Regions from separate parts of the Homo sapiens genome. Here region 1 is linked to region 2. Evidence: chromatin contacts called from ENCODE Hi-C or POLR2A ChIA-PET data. All regions are on one chromosome and are shown on one strand. Each heading gives the region's core, a stretch centred on a gene start or an enhancer-like site at or near the end of the contact. The rest is flanking DNA. Distances are from core to core; before and after follow the strand shown.

Region 1 (2,820 bases), core at 137-2,636, 45 kb before region 2:
ATTTAGAAAGGATTAACTGTGGGTGTTACTTGTTCAATCTGAGGCATGGTAAGAAATATGAATACACAGGAATCCTTAAATCCTCAGCTCTTCCCTAACCTTCCTAATTGGGCTTCACCCCCTCCTTGGTGCACCCACAGGGCCTGGTGGCTTCCCCTCCACCGCCCGCTCTGTTGCTTCCAAGGGCCCAACCTGTGTGGACTGGGACCATGTGGAATTCACCTCTACCACCCCAGCACATGGCACAGTCGCGTTGCACACAGGTACTCAAAAGAGAACTGCCCAAAGAGTGATCGTGAAAGAATGCAGTCTCTGGTAACTGTAATCTTCCATTCAAAGGAGAATGGAGAAGTCTGTGCAATTAATTTGCAGGAAAATCTCAGGAAGTCTGCATGGAAAAGGTTAAAGTTCAAAGTTGAAGCAAGCCCCGTCAAAGATGAAACTTCCTACCATCACGCCTTCTCAGCACTACTTGGTCTTCCCCCTGAAGCTAGAAGGAACTCCTTTGTGCTGGGTGGGGGCGGGGTGTCAGCAGGAAAGGGCATTTGCTTTCAAACCAAATGCTGGCAGACATTTGGGAGGAAGAGTAGAAGGGGATGGGGAAAGAGTTGGAATAGAGAGAGCTCTAAGCAAGCTTGACTGGCTGGGCCATCCACCCCAACCTTGGACCTCAAAGGAGTTGTGCAAATGTGATACCCCTCAGGACCAGAAAAGTGAACTGTCAGGGCATCTGGGTGGATAGGACTGAGCCAGTTTGGAAGGGGGAAATACAGGCTGGCATTGGTGGGCCCCATCTGTGAGGAAGCTTAGTTGCAATCGCAGCCAGGGGCTGCCGGCCTGTATTGCTGTAGGCAAAGCAGAAAGGAATGCAGAGCTCGGAGACAATCAGAAAAACCAGCTAGGCCAAGGGGTTCCCAGCTAGTGAGATGGCAGCGAAGGAACTTGGGGAGAAGCCCAAAGTAACTTCCTCCTAACTTTGGGCAAGGGGAGGGCTTTATGTTGAACTAGGTCTGCAGCAAGCCGTCTTAATCTCCCTTTTGAAAATGCAAAGTGTGTTTACCCAGTAAATAATTTAAGAAAGAATATACACTTGAAAGAAGACATCCATTGAAACAGCCAGGCTAAATTGCCTCCAGGCAAAAACTTGTGCATTTGCATGCTGCATTCTATTAAGTGAGCACACTGTGGCTTTAAAAGAATGCAGAGCCAAAATAAAAGGAATGTGGGCCCGAAACATCAAGGATTCTCCAAGTTTACATTATGAATCACAGTGCTGTTGATACAAGATGAATTAACCATTTACTTTGAGGCTGAACTCACAAAGTACTATTGAAAGTACTGATCCCCATGTGGAACTCAGGGAGCGGTTAATCTTTCCATTGCCAGTCTCCTCCCAGCCTGGAAACGAGCTCCTGCGTGTGGCAGCCGGAATCACAGAAGGCTGGTTCCAGTGCAGGGGACAGGCGCGGCACTGCACCTGGCACAGTTCTCTGCTCTTGCTCGAGGAGCCCAGGAATTCCACTGGAACAGGCATTACGAGTGTTCTCCAATAGCCAGTTCTCCTCTACTTCCAGGCATGGACTGCACTCTTTTTTTTTTTTTTTTTTTTTTTTTTTTTGAGACGGAGTCTCGCTCTGTCGCCCAGGCTGGAGTGCAGTGGCGCAATCTCGGCTCACTGCAAGCTCCGCCTCCCGGGCTCACGCCATTCTCCCGCCTCAGCCTCCCGAGTAGCTGGGACTACAGGCGCCCGCCACCACGCCCGGCTAATTTTTTTTGTATTTTTAGTAGAGACGGGGTTTCACCGTGGTCTCTATCTCCTGACCTCGTGATCCGCCCGCCTCGGCCTCCCAAAGTGCTGGGATTACAGGCGTGAGCCACCGCGCCCGGTCTGCACTCACCTTAATGTTAGGCTTGGTCATGGAACTAGCTTTGGCTAAAGAAATGAGAGCAAAAGTTCTGAGTGTCACTGCCAGCTGGAGGCATCTAACTTCCAGTGTTTGTCTCTCTAGCGGGCTCTTCCTGCGGTTTTGATTTGGGGAGGGAGGGGCTGTATTGTTCCAGAGAGTACAAGTTATAGGATGGTGGTAACATCTTCTGCCTGGATCCTGCAGTCATTATGTAAAGGGCCACTGTCCTGGAGATGCACCTGGACTCCCAGTGGACTTGCGTTAAGCCATTGAGGACTGGGGGTTGTCACTGCCGAATACCATAAGCTCTTTTACCCTGAGTGATAACGCTACCGTCCGCCTCTCAGACAAGACGAGGCATCTGGCCAAGCCAAGAGAGGCTCTGGTTTCATGTATTTCAGAAGCTAAGGTATGATGAAGACTGATAAGATTTTTTTTTTCTTGAAGAACAGGTTTTTGCCTCTTGGTTTTCAAAAGCTGGGAACCTCTTCTGACCTCTTGGTCACAACACTTTTCACTGAAGAATCAGGAGCTTCTTCCAGCCAATGCTCCTGTGTATTGATGACTGATGATATCATGCGTGAGGCCTCACCAGGCCTAGCCAGGCATCCGCTTCCTGTGTACAGCAGATCTACAGTGGCTGCGTTCGTTTCCCTATTCCAAACAGCTGATGCTACCCCAGCTCCAGGGGTACAGCTGTGACTGAGGCTGAGATGGTCAGTACATTCCATGCCCCTGGCCATGGTAACTGGACCAGGAGCAGGCTTGTGACTTAAGTCCATCCAACAGAGTGGATCTCAGCAACTTTGCTTGAAATGCGGGGTCACCTGGACAGTTTGGTGTGTGGATGTCAGGCTGGATCCACTGCAGGCCTTTTGATTCATTGAGGGAAGCCAACCTAAGAAAGAAGCTG
Region 2 (2,717 bases), core at 185-2,684:
CCTTGTGTCTCTCAAAGCCTCTAAATCATTCCATTATACCATAACAATGGATCCTCACACTCGTCATGCAATTTGTTTTCATTATGTAAATCACTTCATTCTCTTTTCCAATATCTGCAGGGAGCTGCAAACCACTGAAGGTCAAAATCGGAAGTGGAATATGCGGGGCAGGGACAGAGAGGGGTTGAGGGAAGCCTGGCTTGGTCCTGGAGGTCACCTATCACATGAGGTTGGGAAGGAGCAGATAGGAGCACAGAAGTCCAGGAAAGGCATGAGGATCCAAGGGGGAAGTAATACGTGTCCGGCTTCTGTGACACTAGTGCCTCTGGGCACATGACCTGCAGGTCACCCTCCCCAAGATGCCTGATGACAAGACTGGTCCTAGGAAGAGGTGAAGGGCCCAGAACATTTTGGCCTTTATATCATCTCACCATGCCTTACATGAAGTTTGTGTTTAAAATAAGTTAGTTACATGTCCCATTGGTCTTCAAACAATTTTAAAAATTATTATTTTTTCATCGCAACCAAGAAAATTGGGAGAATACAGAGAAACAGAAAAAAAAAAAGAGTAAGGAAGAAATAAGGTAGGCAGGCAGGAAAGACCCTTTAGTTGAAAACTCAAACGAATGCATTTAACATTAGGGAGTTTCTCCTCCCCTTTGTTCCAGTATGTGCCATGCTGTTGTTATTAGTTTATGCCCTCCTGTTTTCAGAACTAGCACAAATACACTAGAATGGTTTCTCTCCTTGTGCTTTTAATCTGACAGATTTTACTTCATATTCGGCATTGAATAGGCACTTACTTCCTTTTAGGCACTGGGTCTGCAATCAGGGTTTGCTGCCTCCAGGTGAAGAAGGGACTTGGGGAAGCAAAATAAACAAATGATTAAGAGTATGGGCTCTGAGGTCAGACCAGCTGGATTCAAATTCCAGGATCTCCACTTACTAGTTCATGACTTTGGGCCTTGGCCTTACCATCTGTAGCAGGAGATGATAAAACTACTTACCCAAAGATTGCTGTGAGAATTAAAATGCGCTAACACATATAAGAGCTTAGCACAGTACCTGACACACAGTAAGGCACTCAATAAATGCTAGCTATTACTATTATTCCAATATGGATTGAAAAGTCAACTTTAAGCCACAGATTGGGAAGCTGATGAAATCATTTCCCTTTTAAAGAATAAAAACTCACATGGCTAAGAAATCAGTGGCTTTAAACTCTGCTTTGAAGGATATGTAATATATATGGAGCAAGATTTAAATAACTAACACCTGAATGTACTATTGCTACGTTTTTCTCACTAAACCACAATTGGCACGGATCTTATTTCTTTTGTCCCTTTATAGCTTCAAATGAAGAAATCCTTAGCTTCCATCTCATCCAAGTTACCTGCCACTAAACCAGTCTCACAACTTCTTAAAGTACTTGTAAATACTTAGAATACCTATGCTATGTTAAATTTCCTTTGCCCCCAGCTAACTAAGGAAAAGGTTTATGAAGATGCATACAAGACCTGTTTTCCAGCACCCTTGCTAAAGTCATCACTTTCTCTTCCCTATGGTAGGAATCCAATGGGAGATTTTAGTTCTTTGGACCATATTCCTTGAGCATTTTTTGTTAATCTGAAGCAAGTATTTTTCTCTCCTCTTTGAAGTATACTAGCATTTCTTCCAAGGAGAATCTAGTTCCTGATTTTCCTATTGACTATTAATTTGAATGCAATGGTTTCCTCTTCAAGTGAGGTTGTCTGGAGCAACCAGCAGGTAAGAATCAGATACCAATTCTTGCAGAAACAGCTTCTTTCTAACTAACAAATCTAAAATTATATTGGAACTTAAGTTTATACACAGCTCTTAACTGAATTTAGCAAAGTTTATAAACAAAAATTTAAAGTAACTCCATAATAATTATTTTTATCTTTGAAAGTACTGGCTACCATCTGTTGAACTTAACCTTATTTATGTATAATTTCCACACTTGTTGCATTGCTTGTAGTCAGTTTTAAACTTTGACTTGTGTTTCTTTCCACGGAACGCCTTCTTTATTGCCTAATGTCTCCTTTTATGCTTAACCTTGTCAAAAGGCCTTAACATTCCTTAGCACGTGCTACTACACCTATAGGTCTGGCCCTGACCTCATACCACTCTCTCCTTTCTCTTGCTTCTCCAGACACACTGGCCTAATTCTGTCTCTTGTCCTCTGCCCACTTCCACCACAGGGCTCTTGCATAAGCTCTTTTCTGTGACAGAAGCATCTAGGTAATGCCTTCATACCTCAGCTCATGTCTCACTTTTTCATCAACCTGCCTTGGACTCCTGTCAAGGTAAAATCTCTAGACCACAGCTTCTCCAGGTGTGGTCTCTGGACTGGCGTCGTTAGCATCACAGAGAGATAGGTTAGACACAGAAACTCTGGGGTAGGGCCCAGACATCTGGGCTTTGTTTTAACAATCCCTCCAGGGGATTCTGGTGCCTGCTAAAGTTTGAGAACCACTTACTTATCATCTAGTTCCACTGCACCATGAAGCTCTCCTTCATAACAGTCATCACAATTACTTTCAAATTTGTGCGATTATTTGATTAATGTCTGTTTCCCCCACTATACTAAGGGCAGAAACTGTGTCCCTTTTGCTCACCAATATTTCCCCAGCACCTAGCAGTGTTTAGCATGTAATTGGTGCTCAATAAATATTTTTCAATAAATTAAACATAAA

The links. A loop is a pair of places that touch in the nucleus more often than their neighbours do. ChIA-PET counts read pairs that join two places held with the same protein, here RNA polymerase II (POLR2A). Pooled maps may share reads with other maps.
Region 1: a map of PC-3 shows a loop between it and region 2 (5-fold over the local background). The contact joins two enhancer-like sites. A Hi-C loop is called at or near these places in 4 of 168 maps with a recorded cell type or tissue (Caco-2, PC-3, PC-9 and 1 more) and 1 of 50 pooled maps. POLR2A ChIA-PET finds 5 or more read pairs at or near these places in 7 of 52 experiments (AG04450, Caco-2, H1 and 3 more).

Annotation. Positions count from the first base shown.
Region 1 is chr10:112,810,482-112,813,301 of GRCh38, reverse strand. The region is part of intron 7 of VTI1A (vesicle transport through interaction with t-SNAREs 1A); the gene reads right to left. Among named protein-coding and RNA genes, the nearest start is that of LINC02935, 79 kb to the left of the region's middle. RefSeq lists enhancers at 352-1,051, 1,052-1,750, 1,751-2,451. Within about 2 kb of position 1,386, at least 13 of the 41 ENCODE cell types and tissues checked have a DNase peak (open chromatin) inside an H3K27ac peak, as active enhancers do; they include PC-3 and PC-9, where a contact is called at or near this core.
Region 2 is chr10:112,765,533-112,768,249 of GRCh38, reverse strand. The region is part of intron 7 of VTI1A (vesicle transport through interaction with t-SNAREs 1A); the gene reads right to left. Among named protein-coding and RNA genes, the nearest start is that of LINC02935, 120 kb to the left of the region's middle. Within about 2 kb of position 1,434, at least 2 of the 41 ENCODE cell types and tissues checked have a DNase peak (open chromatin) inside an H3K27ac peak, as active enhancers do; they include PC-3 and PC-9, where a contact is called at or near this core.